Linked DNA regions of Homo sapiens: region 2 is linked to region 1. The links are chromatin loops, found by intact Hi-C in ENCODE. Cell type or tissue: prostate gland. All regions are shown on one strand. Links, peaks and the distances in the headings refer to the core of each region. The heading gives the core; the rest is flanking DNA. Region 1 overlaps EPS8 (EGFR pathway substrate 8, signaling adaptor). Region 2 overlaps EPS8 (EGFR pathway substrate 8, signaling adaptor).

Region 1 (9,398 bases), core at 830-8,829:
AACCACGTCTTCACATCCTCTGGTGTGGAGTCGTAAGTGATATTGATAACTGGCACGTTCTGCCGTGGCACATGGAATTTCTTCTGAGCGGCACTCCGACCAATGGTCAGTCTGTGGATGAGTTCATCTTGCACTTCCTCCATCTGAGATTTCCTTCCTAGACACCAACAGGGAGTAGGTTCTTTTTGAAAATCCCTAATATTACATCACCCTCTCTAGAACCCCAATCTCTATAATCCTTGACCCCAGTAGGACCTACAGTCTAGTGTTCCTACCATCTTTCCTCACTTTTATCCTCGCCTGGTATAAATGCCATGATCAATTATTAAAATAACTCCCTGGCTCTTCTCTAGTCTCTTCATTGTACTCCTTTGGCAAAACCCCAATCCTGGTTAAACCTAACTTTCTGCGTATTCTGTGCCTGCACCTGCACAGCTGAATATAACACAACAATGCTGAATGATCTCATGTTAAATTCATGATTATGAACCTTAACTTGGCTGTTAATGCTTCCTGACAATTATACTACATTTCCTTAGACTGGTGGCTCTCAACTGGGGACAGTTTTGGCCCCAGAGGACATTTGGGAATATCTGGAGACACTTTTGGTCGTCACAATTGAGGGAGAAAAAGGGGAAAGGCTGCTGCTGTCACACAGTGGGTAGAAGCCTGGGATGCACACAACATTCTATAATGTCAGCCTCTCCTACAGCAGAGAATAACCCAGCCTCAAAGGCCAAGAAGTCCTGCCTAAGGTCATGTAACTGCCCACTGTCTTAGACAAGTATTGAATATATTCTACTTTCTCTCTACAAACTTCTAACCCTATTCCCCAATCCTCACCTTGAGCTGATCTCATTTCCTAATTTATGAATAAAATAGTTAGAAGAAAACCTCCGTAAGTTCCTCTAGTAGTTCTTCCTAACAGCACTTTCCCCATATGTTCTGCCTGCCTTCCTATTATGTTATATAAGAGCTGTTTCCCTGCTCCCAAGGCTAACTATCCATGTATGCACTAGGCCTCAAGTTCTCTGCCTATTCAAATACTGAGTCATTTCTCCCTTATTTATCCTGTTATTAATTTTCCTTCTTCACTGAATCAGTTCATCAGCCTGCAAACATGCTATTATTTTATGATTTCTGTTACCTTTAAACAAGTCCTTTTTACCATGTCCTTTCCCAGCTACTGCCCATTTTTCTGCTCCTTTTACAGCAAAGTTCACGAAAAGTTGCCTGTACTAGTGGACTCCAATTCCCATTCTCCTATTTTCTCTTAATGTCGCCGAAATTCAATTTTGCTTTTCCCCCCATCTCTCTACTACACTTTGCTAAACTCCAGCCAATTCTTTCCCAGCTACTATCTTATTTAACCTATCAGCACACATTTGAAGCAGAAGATTCCTCCTTGAAACATTTTCTCCCTGTGGCCTCCAGGATACCACAGTCTCCTCATTTTCCTCCCATGTTTCTGGACTCCCCTTCTCTGGATCCTCTTCTGAATATTCTCATCTCTCCAACTAAGTAATATTAAGGTGCTCTAGGGGACACTCCTGAGACTCATCTCTGCCAGCACTACCTCCATCAATGACCACTGTGCTTAGGTTCATGGCCATTTAAAAGATGATGGTTACCAAATTATTTTTCCAGTCCTCTTACTCGGAACTTGGGTGCATATATGCTGTCTACTTGATATATTCATTTGGGTATTTCTTAAATAGCTCAAATGCATGTCAAATATAGCATGCCCAAACCTGAATTCCCGATCTTCTTCCTGAAGCTTGCTTTTATGAACTCTTAGACTTGCTTTTTAGACTTCTCAACTCACTTAATGACAATTCTATCTTTCCAGTTCTGGCAAAATACCACGGAGCTGCACTTGATTCCTGTCCTATACTACATCCAATCCATCAGCAGATCCTGTTAGTCTGACCTCATAATGTATCCAAAATCCAATGATTTCACTGTATTTTTTCTGTTGCCAGCTTGGTCTGAGTTACCAGCCTATTAACAGATCTCTCTGCTTCCACTCCCTACCACCCTACCCATTTCTCTTCATTCTCTTCTCAGTATAACAACTAAGTGATTCTTTTAAAATGTAAGTCAGGCTAGGTGGCTCATGCCTGTAATCCAAGCACTTTGGGAGGCTGAGGCAGGCGGATCACAAGGTCAAGAAATCGAGACCATCCTGGCCAACATGGTGAAACCCAGTCTCTACTAAAAATACAAAAATTAGCTGGGCGTGGTGGCATGTGCCTGTGGCCCCAGCTACTCGGGAGGCTGAGGCAGGAGAATCTCTTGAACCCAGGAGGCGGAGGTTGCAGTGTGCCAAGATAGCGCCACTGTATTCCAGCCTGGCAACAGAGCAAGACTCCGTCTCAAAAAAAAAAAAAAAAAAAAAATGCAAGTCAGATGTTGCAGCCCCTCTGCTCAAAACATTCCCAAGTGATCCTAATTACTCCCAGTAAAAGGCCCTACAAGACCTCCACCACTCTAAAGCCACTCCACAACTCTTCTGGAGCCCTTCACTCTTGCTCCCAATGGCTCCCTTGGTGCTCTTCAAATTTAAAGGCCACTCTAGTCTGCTCTGTCTGGAATGCTTTCCCCCGCATCTCCACATAGCTTACTCCTCCCCACCTTTCTATTTCCCCTGATGTATATAAAACTGCAATCCCTCCCCAAAAGCACTCTCTATCCACATAGTTTTATTAGTCTCCAAACCACTTACCACCTTCTTGATAGATAGTTTTGTCTATCATCTTTTTTTTTTTGAGAAAGAGTCTCACTCTGTTGCCATACTGGAGTGCAGTGGCACAATCTTGGCTCACTGCAACCTCCGCCTCCTGGGTTCAAGCGATTCTCCTGCCTCAGCCTATGGAGTAGCTGGGACTATAGGCGTGTGCCACCATGCCCATGCCCAACTAATTTTTGTATTTTTAGTAGAGATGGGGTTTCACCCTGTTGGCCAGGATGGTCTCAATCTCCTGACCTCGTGATCCACCCACCTTGGCCTCCCAAAGTGCTGGGATTACAGGCATGAGCCACCGCGCCCAGCCAACTTAATCGTTTTTTAACCTACCTCCTTTCATTAAAATATAAGCCTGAGGAGAAAAAGGATGCTTCCCTTTTTTGCTTGCATCTATATCCTAATACGTGGAACGGTGCTTTAATTCAATAAATACTTGTTGAATAAATGAATGAATGAGGCATTCTGCTGACTTTTTCACCGAGACTTTGAGAATCATCATGTACAAACCCCTTACATAACCAGATAAGAAAATGAAGGCCAAAAACAGAGAAATGATCTGTCAAAGTCACATTTCAATTAGTAGAATAATTTAGCTAGAACTGGATCTTCTGACTTTCAGCAGAGGGCTGTTTTATAGCCAAAGTCATTAAAATCACCTTTGATTAACTTCCCTAGCTACTCCTTTTTCCTAGCCATTTATGCTAATGGAAAAGATGTGTGTGTATATGAACATACTGTCATGACAAAAATAGGAAAGGCATAAAAGTACAGGAAGGGGAATCATGTGTCTGTGTATTTTAAAATATGTGTGTATATATACATAGGTACATTATGTTCGTTGTTTGTTTTCACTTTCAAGAAATAAGAACAATCTAATTAAGTTGGCAAGTGACAATAACCTGGTCACTTAGGGAGCTTTTTGTGACCAATGTTCTATGATTTTTCCCCCCTAGGGAAAGGGTTTTAGAAAGTGTTTGGTGCCCCTGGGAAATAAGGGAAAGTGTGAATAGTTAGTGTTATTTCAGTCTAATTTTTTTTAATGCCTCAAGTATCTAGGAAATCTTTTGAAGTAATCAAAAAAGGGGAAAAGGGGAGGGAGGGAGGGAGGGAGGAGTAGGGGGTGCTAGAGAGAGTAAGAGAGAATACTATTGATTGTTACATTTAAGTATACATTATGTGCATTTCATTAGCTACCTTTTAAAAAATCACTACAACAAACTGTCAAACAGCATATGAGTGCATCTCAAAAGAATAAAAAATAAAATGTATCACCACACTAAAAGATTTGGTTTCTCATCTGCTGACTTAGTCAGTATATCAATCATCACCAGTCCACAGCATAGTTTTCTTCCAGGAAGGACAAAAAAACCTCCACCTAACATGTTCCTGGGCTTTTGCTTTCCATTTCCAATGTTCTAACACACAACAGCAAACCAGAATAACTTTACACCTTTCTAAAGTAACACTCTGATTACAAAAGATTAAATTCGAATAAAAGGACTACCATTTCAAAGGAAATGGGAGAAATACAAAGCAACTAAAGTTTGGCATCTTAAAAGCGATAAAAGGAGAACCTTTTGGGATCCTGCGATAAAACAGCCTGAATAGCTTCTATGACACAAGGCTTCACAGTTATTTTGAATAGGCAACACACAGACTTCCACAAAAGGGCTTCACTCTTGCCACTTGCTACGTTGTAAAAACAGGCATGTTGGCTTTTTTCCCCTGTTCATAGCTGCTACTTGATAGATTTCTATGAGTATTTACTTCCTAGTTCCTTTCATTTTATTTTTACCAGAAGTTTAGGCAGTAAGCAGAGAATGTGGGTAGATGAGTAGGCATATTTTGAGAGAAATTTGGCTATCAATAAACACACACTGAAATATGTGCTACTGTCTGGTTCTAAAAGAACATTAAGCCCCAACATTCATTCAGAGAAAAACTGTTCTGCAATAAAGTTATCAAGAAATATTTGTTTTATAAAAAGAAATATATTTATTTAATGCCAAACTGTATTTTTGAGATATTTTAAAAAGGAACTTACATAAGTTGCAAATATATTGTAAGATTTTTAATATTCTAAGGAAACAAGTATGTGTGTTAATTTTGGGAGAGATGTTTATATTTTATACACCAATGCCACCCTTTTACTTATGAAAAACAGACTTCAACATGATGAGTCACAATTATCAGGAGAGTTCTCTATCTTTAAAAGTATGCAAACTATGCCTCTTTCCCACTAGGTTATTCTTGGTTTCTCAGCGTGAACAAAGAACAGACTGTCCTAACCCACACACTGCTCCAAATGGGGACTGGAGGCCGATGAACTTTGATCCTAGCTAGGCCTGGATAAAGAGTCCCACCGTGTCAAAGATGACTGTGCTGACGTCTCTACGGAGGGAAATGCTATAAACTTGTGGGAAGAATAAAGAAGAGAACAGTCATTTCTAAGAGGAAGTTTTCTCCTTAGGGAACTCAATAAAAATATTTATAGAAATTTCTCATCTTAAAACTATGTCTTTAGTGTATTTGAAAAAGAAAACTCTTTTTAAAAACTCCACATAATTTTAAAAACTTAGTAGCATATTCTATTTTATTATGGTTCTACACACTCACGCACACAGTTGTTTTTGCTGTACAGAAAGAGCTAATCACTTTTCCAAAACTTCATTTTTCCTTTAGTTTCCTGGCAAGATAGATATGACAGTCATTTAAATTGGACATACCGTGGGAGAAAAATTAATGAGTAAAAGTAGGCTTATGCTTATTGCATTTAACCAGAATTTTTAGAATTGTTAAATAGTAATAGTTTTAGTGTCTTTTTTATTTTTTATTTTATCAAGAATGTCCACAACTGAACAGATGTGGCAATAACTTACTGACGTGAGAAAAACAGTAGGATGAAAATGGGAGTGAAAGATTCAGCCATTTAGTTTTGAACATAAATAGAAAGCATCCAATCTCAGCTATAAAGTTAATAGTTCCATACTGGTATCTGGATGTCAGAGATGAGTTTTAATACGATGACTAATTTGGGAATCATTCTTTTCCCAACAATATAAATAGTATTGAAAGAAATGGAAATAGAATGAACTACAGTAAAAGTATGTTTATGTGGAAAACGAAGGCAGAACCCTAAGAGAGGCCCACATTGAGGGAAAGATAGATATCCATCTCTCTCTCTCTGTCTCTCTATCTCTCTCTCACTCACACACACACACACACACACATACACACACACACTTCATATACTTTTGTCATATTGGGGAAATATGAAATATCTTCATAGCTCTGGTTTTCCAAGAGTTTTTACACATCAAGTATAGGTAAAGCCAAGTAACTTTATAATACGTTTAAAACACCAAATTTGGAGATTAAATTGACATGCCATATACTACAAGGTTAAACAAAATTTATCTTAAAACTACCTTCAGTTTTCAAAATATCTACACTGCTATTCACCAATAATACAAATAAGGATAATCCAAAGTTGGTCATAGTGTCTTTTTAGTTTACTTAAATATGGTTTTCATAGAAACCATTTATATGAAACATCAAATTTCAAGTTATGAAAATATGGCACTGAAGTGTAAGTCACATGAAATTTGAATTTGGAGGCTAAATCTGAGACTACTATTGGCAGGTGATTATATTAACATAGTGTGATTGTGCAGCTACTGTGAATAGCAAACAAGAGGAAGAGAAGTAGGAAGGTTATGATGATGATGATGATGGCGACAGCAGGATGTAGTTAGTGACTGCATATTACGTGTCATACAGGGGTCAAAATCAGTCAGGGGTTTTCAACCTCAGCACCATTGATATTTTGGGCCAGATAACTCTGTTGCTGGGGACTGTCCTGTGCATTGTAATTGTTGCTAAGTGTCCCTGGTCTCTACCCATTAGACATCAGTAGCATCCCCCCAGTTTTGACAACCAAAAATGTCTTCAGGCAATATCAAATGTCCTCAGAAGGATGGAGAAGAAGACAAAATCGCTCCTGGCTGAGAAGCACTGAAGTAGATGCTTTCTATGCATTATCTCATTAAATCCTCACACTTATCCTATGAAGCAGATACTATTATTTTTCTCCACTTTTTAGATATTGAAGTGCTGAGAGGATAATTAAATCATTGAAGGTCAGGAAGCTGGCAAGTGTTGTTTTGGTATACAAATTCCAGGATGTCTGGCTCCAGAGTCTGCATTCAATTATCATAACAGATTGGAAAAGGAGTAGAAAGGCATGCATTAGAGAGTGGAGAGAATACTTCCTGTTTCTCAGAACTACGTAGCTGATGAGAAACCAGGTGAAAATCTTTGCAATCTATTAAGTACCATGCAAGTATAAAGGACTTTAATACAAGTAGAATCAGCAGTAAACAATATTTTACTTAGTAGTGCTTTTAATTTGCAGAAGACATTTTTTGCCTCCCTGGGAAACTTACGGTCCACCGGAAGTTGTTTGTGTCTCTGGCTGTCTCGCACGATACTGCCACCACTGTCACTGGAGCTGCTGTTTTGACGTGTTATATTTGCTGGGACCTTTGACACAGGAACAGGTGCTGGAGTGGAAGGGGGAAGGGGAACAGGAACAGGAGCTGGTGTTGGAGGAGGTGATGGAGCAGGGGGAGTATCAGCTGGTCTTGGGCCATACTCCATCCTTTGTTTCTATAAAAAGACAAATAATTAACTTAAAATTTAAAAAATATAAACCTAGGCTAGGAAAACAAATTATACTTTGATAGGACATTGTTGGCTATTTTTAAACTTACTTGCAAACCCATTACTCATTTATCTGTAATCCTATATGGTATAATGACCATTAAAAATCATATTTTAAACATTCTACATAATTTGTTCAAAGTCAAAACATTAGTTAAGGAGTCACAAGGCTACGTCAATAGCAAATAGTAGTATTATAGTAATAAATGTCAAGAAAACAGAATTTGGGCTTGGAATCACACAAGATGAGGGGAGGCAGAAAGATTTATAATTATTTTTTAATTTATGCTAATAATAATTTCCAATTGCACTGGAAGTCTAAATGTCAACAGCATAAAGCATCACTTACTCATTTTAAATGTACGCTATATTCAAAGATTTTTAATTTTGTTTCCAATAAATAATTTTAAAATATTGGTATTATTTTGTTCAAGGCATAACTTTTTCTGCCATCATCTTAATGCTAATTTATTAAAATTAGAAATTTCCCTTGTTAAAATGGAAATGTCACGGGGTGGATGGTTGTGAGGGTAATGGTATGGTCTTTAAATGTTTATGATTGCAACTTACAAACGAATACTAGAAAGGGACCTGTGGCCATTTGTATTAAAAAAGGTAGGTGTGACAAAATGCTTTTTAATAATTTTAAAATCATGATTGTTAGGCATACTTATAAAACAGCATTTGTGCATATTCCCTATTTAAAACACACATAATAGTTAACACTTTAAATCTAAGTAAAATAATTTTAATAGATAATGCATTGTGAGAGTCTCCAAATTCTCAAAAGGCACATTTTCTTTTTAGAATCAAAGATACAGGACAATTATTTGTAATTAAGGCAAAGTTTAGATACTGCACTGGCACAATTTTAATTATTCTAATTTAGGATTAGCATATTACATGCAAAAAGACCTTTTGGTAATCTGGTCCTTTGATTAGAACAGTATTTACTTTTAAATTCTAAAATGGCCCAAATATCAGGTAGTATTGATTTTAACAGAGTCCTCCCAATTTCCACAGAGATCAAAAACAAAAATACACACCACACACAGACACATCACTTTTTAATTAAACTATTACTCAAAAACAACACATCAACCTTCATCAGTCCACTTCACGGCAAATGACTAACACCTGTGGAAACCGGTGTGGGAAGGAGCCCTCATTCTTTTCAGCTCGCTCTACTACTCACTGACCAGTGGGATGGGGTCAAGGAAGTGGGAAGCGTATTATGAAAGGATGGAAGTATATCTGAAAGGAGTGTTTATAATGCTGGTAGATGCTGAGGGAAGAAGGAGGGCAAGGAGGAGAGAGGCAGGACAGGAGGGAAGGAGGGAGTAAAGGGTAAGATTCTCAGAGTAAGAGAAGGAGTTAGGTGGGACAGAAACTGAGTTGCTAATCCCCTTAGCATTCAAGGCTTAGAAATATTTTTAATGTATTCAATACTGTATTAGAATGAAAGAATGAATTGTTATTATTATTCCCCACAAACAATCTTCCTATATTTGGGCCAATAAAATACTTAAAGCAGTCAAAATACAGCAAACATCACCAGAATGTAATACTTAGCACACACCAAAGTCATCTGATTAATGTATATGCAATGTTCCCTTGACAAGAATGTCCTCTGCACGTAATTTCATGAAGGGCAAATGAATTCTCACATTAGTGTTTCAAAAGCATCATAGTTTCAATTATTGTTTTTAAAGCCTAAACAAACAAAAATGCCATGAGCCCTGCTTTCCATATGATTCATAATTTTTGCTTTTGCTATTCATCAAATACTATTGTGAGAAAGTGAATAAACTGTGTTACTGTCACAATCAAGCCTGAAAACAAACTCACCAAATGTTCTGTGCTTTATTTCATTCATGCCATTGTTACATAATGCAACTTTATCAGTATGACCTACCAAAATAATAGGTTT
Region 2 (9,398 bases), core at 617-8,616, 56 kb after region 1:
CATTTTATGAATGTCTGATTTCAGTGATAATGCCAATTCACTAACATAGGTAGAAAAACAATCACAAAACCTTAGAATTGTTTATTCTTACAACAGCCAAGAAGTTGCAGATCTAGATAATGTAAAAAAAGAATTTCACAATTTAGAAAATGCTGTTGGTTCCTATAGCACATAATATCGATAATATCAACAATAATAATAGCAAACACATACAGTGTTTTCTACTTGCCAAGAACAGTTCTAAGTATTTTGCATGTACTAACTTATTTAATGCTCATTTCAACCCTGTGAGATACCCCCATTACACAGATAAGCAAAATTAGGCACACGCAGGTAAATTAATTTGCCCAAGATCACTCAGATAATAAATAACTGAATTTGAACCTAGGAAGTCTGGTTCCAGAGTCTTTGCTATTAACCACAATATTATTCTCATTCTTTATTGTTATACAATAAAAGTGGCCATCCAGACCCTATACAAATAAATGCCATCCTAAACATATGTGGCAAACTTCAGGAGTCCTCGACTTCTTGTTACTTATGACTTCTATTTTGTATCTGAAGTGTAAAAAATAGTATGTATATGTGAGACAATCCAGAGAGGGCACTGGAAGTAAGATCAGGGAAAAAGCATAATCATTTTGCAGTGCATAAAGAAATTATATAACATCTATTAGACATACTGTAATAATACCCCCCAAAATTCAAGAGCTATCAGGAAAACGTTCTGTCACCTGTCAGCCCACCACCAACTAGATCAGTCACAAAGATCAACAAACATTATTACAAGTAGTAAATGGGAAAAGCCACCTAGGGCATTGGCACCATGCATAGGACTTTTGAAAGCACTGCAATACATTTCATCTGTAGTTCTAAAATGCATAACAGCAAGCAGAGTTCATGGCTTTGGTAGTTTTTATAAAAACTCTTCTTTAAAATAATCCTTATTTAGCTATCACTGCCTCATTCCAAACAATATTAAATGTGTGGGTTCAAACCATGAGTTTGAAAATGTAATTTGTAAAAAGTGGTTAGAAACAAAATTATACCCTATCAAATAAACAAACCTACCATAAAGGGCCTTTGCACTTGTTTTTGAACCATGTTCTCTGTCCGTCTGGGAAAAGGTAGGTGATGATCCGTAGCCACTGTAATAATAATAATAATAATAATAATAATAATATAAAAAGGTCATTGTGTTGGGTTAAAGTCCAATATAAGTAACAGAAACTCAACTAGAAAATAAAAATTCCAATGCACTATAATCACCACGTGTTTAAAAGAACATACTGATGGCCAGGCACGGTGGCTCACGCCTATAATCCCAGCACATTGGGAGGCCGAGGTGGGCACATCACCTGAGGTCAGGAGTTCGTGACCAGCCTGACCAACATGGAGAAACCCCATCTCTACCGAAAATACAAAATTAGCCGGGCGTTGTGGCGCATGCCTGTAATCCCAGCTACTCGGGAGGCTGAGGCAGGAGAATCGCATGAACCCGGGAGGTGGAGGTTGCAGTGAGCCAAGATCGCGCTATTGCACTCCAGCCTGGTGACAGAGCGAGACTCTGTCTCAAAAAAAAAAAAAAAAAAAAAAAAAATTAGCTAGGCATGGTGGCAGGCACCTGTAATCCCAGCTATGCAGGAGGCTATCTAACCTCTTGCTACTAATATGTTATGTGAAATAAATAGTGCTTTATTTGAATTTTACTCATTTTTTCAGTGAACATTTTTGTAAGACCCAAAACCTAGAAGAATAAGGACTATGGGAGGGGGAAACAGGGTGCTGTCAATAAAATAAGTACATAAAATAATTATAATAGAATGTGATATCTGGGTAAAACTAATAGATATGACATGTAAAATCAAAGAAGGACTAACTCTTCATCAACATATCTAAGAAAACTTTACTACCGCATTGACACAAGCAGAATCTAAATGAATGGAAAGAAGCTCTATAAACAGGCAGAGAATCAAGTGAGGAAAAGGTACGTGGAACTGACTCAAGAAATAGCACAGTGTCTGTGGAAAGATGCAGTTAATGTAACATTCCCAGAATAGACGAATGACTGGAGAAGCTGTGGCAGATTGAGGGCTTTTAGCATCATGATTAAGAATTACATTTTATTTTATTCTCTCAAAATAGTAAACATTACCTGTTATGAAAAAATGATGAGTAAAATATATACCACAATGGCCAATGTCAAATAATAACATTAATCGTAATACATAAGACAATGGCCAATTAAGTCAGGGTTATGATTTCAAGTTATACCTGGACCCACTGGAAATATTTTGTTAGTTTGCCTGATCTTTTCTAGTTTTACACAGTGGTAAATAACTTGATTAGTTTATACTAAATGACATTTAACCCTTCTCAAATGCCAATATTTTATAAATAACAATAACAGAATGCACCACAGAAATTCAAAGCTCTGAAGTAGATTATATATTCAACCATGAAAAGCAAGAATGCATAAAGTACTAGAATGAAACAGAAACATCTTCCAAGTGTGAGATCAATATCATTATCATAAGGCTATTTACTTTACCATCTTATTCTTATCAGACATAGTAAACTTTTAATAACATGTGTTGTAACAAAGATATTACATATTAATGAGGAATGAACTACTGAACTACACAACGAAAGTAATCTTTTCACTAAAAATATAAAACAATTAAAATCACCAAATCAAATTCCCCCAAAACATATTAAATATAAACTTTTCAACTTACTTCATCTGAGATGGGTACATTCCAAAACTACTGGGATGATTAGAAATATGACCATTCATTGTGTCTTTCACTTGTGTGTTCTAAAAAAAGAAAGACACATAGATTAAAGGCAATAAAAAGGTCAAGACATCTCAGTTTCAAAAGTTATTCATTCAACAAATATGTGTTGCTGCCAGGAATTATAGTAGAAATGCAAAGATAAAGATCTCCACCCTCAAAGAGCTCAGGCCCCAGAGGTATAGATGAACATTTAAACAAAGATCCAACTGGCATTTAAAATTAATATGCTAAAATTATAAGCAGATTTAGGTGAACAAAAGAAAAATCTAAAATATAGTTCTGAGTTCTCAAAGCATATAGACATAATTCTACATTCTGCCCAAACTCATAATCAACTATCAATTTTATGAGATGTTATTTTGTTTACTATTCCATTATAAAAGTAATATAAACTCATTTAATTTAAAAAGTTGAGAAATACAGAAAAGTACAAAAGCAAAAAGTATCACCCAGAGCCCTATCATTTACAGAGAACCAGGTAACAGTTACCTTGCAGTCTTTTTGCCTACAAGTGGTTTTCTTTCCTCCCTTCCTTCTTTTATTTCTTCTTTCCTTCAAAGCACATTTGACAACATGTGCTTTGTCAAATGCACAAATGCACATGGACACATCCTTTTTTCAAGAAACTTTTCATTTACACACTTCTTTTACTTTTCACAAGAAAATAACTTTAAAAATCAATATCAGATATTTAACCTCAAAAACCATTTTTAAATCTATTTTACAGATTGAACAAACTTCCTTCAAACAAGACAAATAATTAGTAAAACTTCCTCTTTACCAAATGGAATGGCCTTTTCTTTCTTCTAGATAACATTGCTGTACCCAATTTGTTTCTTTTCACTCCTGGATATTTGGTCCTCTCCGGGTTTGTGTCACTAAGCTATCCTGGATCCTGCCTTAGTTTTCTGAATTTTGTCTTTTCAAATATATTATATTACTATGTCCTCTCAATAACTGTGAGTTAGGCAGGACATACCCCAGCTTTATGGGCCAAGGGGGTGAAAGCATGAACAAATATTGATTATTAAGTTTCAGGTCCTGTGATGGATATTGGGACCACCAAAGTGAACCAAACAGACATGGTCCCAACTATAGGGCCAACAGTCTAGTGGGGGGAAACAGATAATGAATAAGTGTAAAATTTTAAGTTGTACTTATCATTACAAAGGGAACATTCATCATAACACGGATGCAAATAATAACAGAACTTAACTCTGATTGGAAGAGCACAGAAAGCCTACATAAAGAAATAATATTCAAGATCTGGTCACTTCGAGTTAATTCTGTCTCATTCTTCAGATCTCAGTTCAATCACAATGTCCTCAGGGGAAGATTTTACTGACCGTCCTGGATAGATAAAATCCCACTATCAGACACTCTCCATACTATAGACAATTTTTCAAAGCATTTATCACATTCATAACTTTTCCTTTACTTAAATTAATACCTGACTCTTCACTAAACTCTTAGCCCCCAAAAGGCTTGAATTTTTGTTTGATGACTTCTGCTTTTCAAATAAGAAGAAGGGTACCAGGCACAGAATAGGTGTTCATTAAATATTTATTCAAAGAAAGAAAGAAGGAAATCCATGTCCCACTCTTCAAAGAGTTTATTGTATTCTTAGGGAAACAAAGTTAATTCATGTAAAACAAATAGTAAGGAATTAAGTCCCAACATATGTAGCTCTATTTTAAATCTGCTAGAAGTTCGGAGAGGGAAAAGGCCATGAAGACTGTCATTACTTTCTGGAAGGGCTGGGACTTGACCTAGTTCTTAAAAAAATGGGTAAGAATGGCCCTCAAAACACTGGACTTTAATTTAAGCTTTCCTATCCACTGCTTAAAAGCACATTTATAAATTAAGAAGCAAAGAAAGATCGGCCTCTGCCCTATACATGCATGTACTTATAAAATTACATGTATATTACATTGCTGTGCTCCATTTTTGTTGTTTTCCTTCTTCAGTTTACACTTGGATACAATCAGTGGTGTGCTGGTAAACCAATTCTCAGGGTGGGACAAGGCAGAGGGCCTGATTTGTAGTGCTTATTGTTTTCCATGGTATAAATATTCCCACCATGGCCAATTTCAAGCAGTCAGTGGTTTAACAGCAGCTTACAAAATTCCTAAATTCTTCACGATTGGCTAAGGATCCAACTGCAGCACATCATTGCTACGTTCTATAATTTGGGCCAGAACAGAGGCCTGGAATAACATTATGGAACTAGAGATAGTCTGGAATTTTAACACTATTCCTGGCACTAACTGGGCTAGGAAAGTCAATTAAGCCTCTGGCCTCTGTCTCAATGTCCTCGTCAGTAAAATAGAGATAATTCTTCGTCTTCCGAGCTCACAGTGCTAGTGTAAAGATGAAATGAGATAGATGTGCAAGTTTCTTCCAAAACTGAAAAAAAAAGAAGTGTTCTTTCAAAGCAAGCTGGTTCATTCAGTATATAAATTAAACCCCCAGGGTTTGTGCTGATTTTGATCTGGTTTGCGTTTTAAAACCACAGCAGCTGGTTTTAATGAAAAGTGATAGCCACAGCATCTCATCTTTTCATGTTTAATTCTTCATGACAATCAAATAAATGCATGGTCTCTCTTTTGTTTTAAAATAGTGATCTGTTAGAATAAGAGAACATTAGAAAAGGGGATAGAAAATGGCAATTTGCTAAATTGAATTTTAAATATAGAAACTTTTTGTCATTTGGCAATCACAGTTTCACTTATCACGGCGGCTCATGTGGCAAATATGGAGGCTTTCAAATACCCAATTTGAGCGATTGCAGTGTATACCATGCGGAGGAAACAATTACAAATGTTTGTCTTTTTTTCCATTAGGCTTTTAAGACATACCCAGTTTATACCCATATACACAATTTAAAATAATGATCAACTCTAACTGAAAAATTAAGTGTTTTTATTTTTATAAACTGTTAAAGCAACCTAAAAACTAAAGAGACAAAGGTTTTTTTAATCGCTTTTAAGTTTAATGACTCACAAATGCAGTTAATCACACTAACTACATAATTCTGCTGAAAGTATACACTAAAGCCATCATAATAGCTACCACCTACAGTTGGCTCCTGAACAAGAGGAGGGTGAACTGCAGAGTCCACTTACAAGCAAATTTTCTTCCACCTCTGCCACCCAGAGACAGCAAAACCGACCCCTCCACTTCTTCTCCCTCAGCCTACTCAACATGAAGACAAGGATGAAGACCTTCATGATGATCCACTTCTATTTCATGAATAGTGAACATATTTTCTCCTTCTTAAGTATTTTCTCTAGCTTACTTTATTTTAGAATATATAATACATATACAAAATACGTTAATCAACTATTTATATGATCTTAGGTAGACAGTAGGCTATTAGTATATGTTTTAGAGGAGTCAAAGTTATACACAGATTTTTGACTGAGTGGGGGTCAGCACCCCAATCCCTGCATTTGCTCAAGGGTCAGCTATATTTGATTTTAAGTAACAGCATCAATTTCCTTATGAAAACACTTTTAGTAAGTCGTAGTTACTATAATTTTATCTTTATTTTCTACAGAAAATAAAATTCTTTGGCAATTAGAAGGATACAAATGATAAATTTAAGATCTAAGTTAAGCGAATGAAAAATGTAACACACTATAATTTTCAAAAAGAAAGGAAATGGAATATATAAAAAATGACTAAGAAGAAATAAACAAGGCTATAAGGTTAACTCAGCAAATTAAATTTGTATCAGAAGGTTTTAAGATCCTCAAATATAAGTTTTAGATTCCTTTTCTTTACTCTTGCTTGCATCTCATATCAATTTTCAAATTGGTAGATGAGTATGTAGTCATGACTCAATATTAGAAAACTACTTACCCAATCTTGCTGCCACATAATTAGTAACTCTCTGCATATTTAACTGTCCTTCAAATGACTTGTGTTCTCAGAAAATATCACAGATTTTTTTATCTACAGAAGTGTGTTTTTGTGTGTTTGGATATGATATTGAAACATCTATGTCTAGGTTTCAATTTAATTTAATTTATGTCTCCCAGTCTAAGTTACAACCAAGTGGGAGGGGGTATTATCATTACTTAGGATTTTCACTAAAAGATCAGTGAAACTTAATTTCCACCAATACTTTGTGACATTGTCTAACAATGATTTTGTTTCAAACATTAAAAAAAAAATCTTCTTTAAACCTCTTAAATCATCACACATTTTGTCTCCTGCAATGTCTTCTAGAGCAATCACGTTTTAATATCTCTTTCCAGTACCATTGGTAAAGACGGCACCATGTATTTTTCTATGCTATTTTTTCAAATATCAATTAACAAAGAATTTTTATGTGTGAATAAACTCAAAAAACTAATAAGGATATTAAGTTCTTGTAACAATAATGTGGTTAATGCCTGTGAAGGTATCACAATTTCTAGACCATATAGAAGAACAGTATTTTCTCAACACCAGTATCAATGTAAATGGAGTAGTTTTATGCCTTTAAGTCAACACAATAAAATCACTTAAAATAGTTAACTTAGTTCCTCTTTCTTTATGACAAAATTCTTAAGCTGTTTATAAATCAGAACATAATTTTGGGAAAAGTCTATGATCAAATCAGAATGTTGTTTGGTTAACAAGTGGCTGAAGAAAACTACTTATAACAAAATTTAATATGCAACTTTAGAAAGAACTACTTTAGCACTAATTATGTTTGCTATTGTGATGGTGTTCATAGGAAGGGCTAATAAAGAAAAGAGGCATAGACATATTCTAATACTACTATTATATTTCCCTCCAGTTCTTGTCTATTCCCTGAGTTGCTATGATGACATCATCAGCACACATGTACTACTGGATGCTATACTATACATGGAAATTACTAATATCTCAGTTCAAAATGTTTTGATATTTTACTGACTTGGGAAACTATGCTAATTTTAAAAAGAATCACTTCTATTTATTGAGTTTTAACTCTGCATCAGGTATCATGCTAAATGCATTCTATTGTCTTAATCTTGACATTAGTTTTTGAAGGAAGTACTATTCTTCATTCTCATTTTATAGATGAAGAAATTGAAACAAACAGACTGCCATTTGTGTGGTATTTTGAAGCTTAATAAAATCACATAGTACCATGAATGACTGAAAAGTAATGTCTTATTTGCATCTAAGGTAAAATCATAGGCAGAAGTGAACACAAAGGAGAAAGGGAAAGAAAACATTTAATGAGCCCCCAGTTCATAAGACATTTTACAAATATCACCTCACTTTATCCTTAAAACAACATTATCAGCTAGTTATTGGCTCTATTTTATGGGTGAGATGACAGCCTCAAGGCGGTTAAGTCATTTGCCTAAGTGGTAATGATACGGAAGGGAAGGGAGTGGTCCCTTTAAATAATACAGAAGTGGGGAAAGGAAGTGCTGGGTAGAGGAAGGCGGGGTCACTGGTTAGGGCTCCACCCCCATGGACCTAGATGAGGACAGGCATTTTTGTTTTCCTGCCCAAATGTTGCATTTCCCAAGACCAGCCTGGCTTGCCACGCCCCCATTTTGTGCCTATAAACACCCTGAGAACCTAGCAGGCAGGCACATAAGCAGCTGGACATTGAGAGGGGCACATCGGCAGAGGAACACACCAACAGGCACTAGCATGCTGCAGGCCACTAACCAGCAGAATGACGCGGAATTTGGAGTTTAGCAGGGGCAGCCGGACTCCAGGGGAAAACCATTCTCCCTTGTGGCTCCCCCATCTGCTGAGAGCTACCTCCACTCAATAAAACCCTGCACTCATTCTCTAAGCCCACGTGTGATCCGATTCTTCCCATACGCCAAGGCAATAACCCCAGGATACAGAAAACCCCCTGTCCTTGCAATAAGGTAGAGGATCTAATTGAGCTGGTTAACACAAGCTGTCTATAGACAGCAAAACTAAAAGAGCACCCTGTAACACTCGCCCACGGGGGCTTCATCTGTAAACATTCACTCCTAGACACTGCTGTGGGATTGGAACCTCACAGCCTGCCAGTCTGCATGCTCCCCTAGAGGTCTGAGCAGCGGGGCACTGAAGAAACAAGCCACACCGACATTGCATGCCCTGCGAGGGGGACAAAGGAACTTTTCTTGTTTCAGTAACAGAAGAAGCTAAAATTAGAAGCAGAACTCAAACTCTGATCTGACTGACTTATATCCCTTTTTTTTTTTCAGTAAGTTACACCATTGTGTGATAGTTTGACCACTGTGTGCTTGCCAAAAGTTTTCAGTTTTATTTGCTCGGATGTGCAATTATATTCTTTATTCTAATCAACTCTTCTTAAAATAAGGTATTAAAAATGCTAGTTTTTGGAAAGGAAGAGTATTTACTGAGAAAACTAGGATTAAATATATTTTTAATGCTAAATATCCTTTTTCCATAACAGCACCACATGCTAAATTAGTACAGCTCAACATACTTTACAAAAGCAAACAGAAAAAGACCTACCAGGGCCTGACATAAACCAGCTGGGTGGGAAGATGGAAAAACATACTCTAAAAACATCTTTTTTAAAAGTTTTGTTTTGTTTTTAATTGACAAATAATAATTGTATATATTTATAGTGTACAATGTAGT

The links. A loop is a pair of places that touch in the nucleus more often than their neighbours do. Peaks named below come from ENCODE experiments on the same cell type or tissue, not always from the same donor. Only the 100,000 strongest peaks of a DNase experiment are listed, where the experiment ranks them.
Region 2: a loop joins it to region 1, with 1.9 times the contacts of the local background. A loop is called at or near these places in 5 of 110 quality-filtered maps.

The regions. Positions count from the first base shown.
Region 1 is chr12:15,624,251-15,633,648 of GRCh38, forward strand. It overlaps EPS8 (EGFR pathway substrate 8, signaling adaptor), which reads right to left. Exons shown (of 21, transcript NM_004447.6): 18 at 7,192-7,414; 19 at 1-157. Among named protein-coding and RNA genes, the nearest start is that of EPS8, 160 kb to the right of the region's middle. RefSeq lists an enhancer at 5,005-5,149 and a cis regulatory region at 5,070-5,083. In prostate gland, for the core only: no CTCF peak of the experiment used is centred there; a DNase peak (open chromatin) is centred at 5,081; H3K27ac peaks cover 2,769 bases.
Region 2 is chr12:15,680,155-15,689,552 of GRCh38, forward strand. It overlaps EPS8 (EGFR pathway substrate 8, signaling adaptor), which reads right to left. Exons shown (of 21, transcript NM_004447.6): 2 at 2,739-2,818; 3 at 1,072-1,148. The coding sequence starts at 2,797. Among named protein-coding and RNA genes, the nearest start is that of EPS8, 100 kb to the right of the region's middle. In prostate gland, for the core only: no CTCF peak of the experiment used is centred there; no DNase peak of the experiment used is centred there.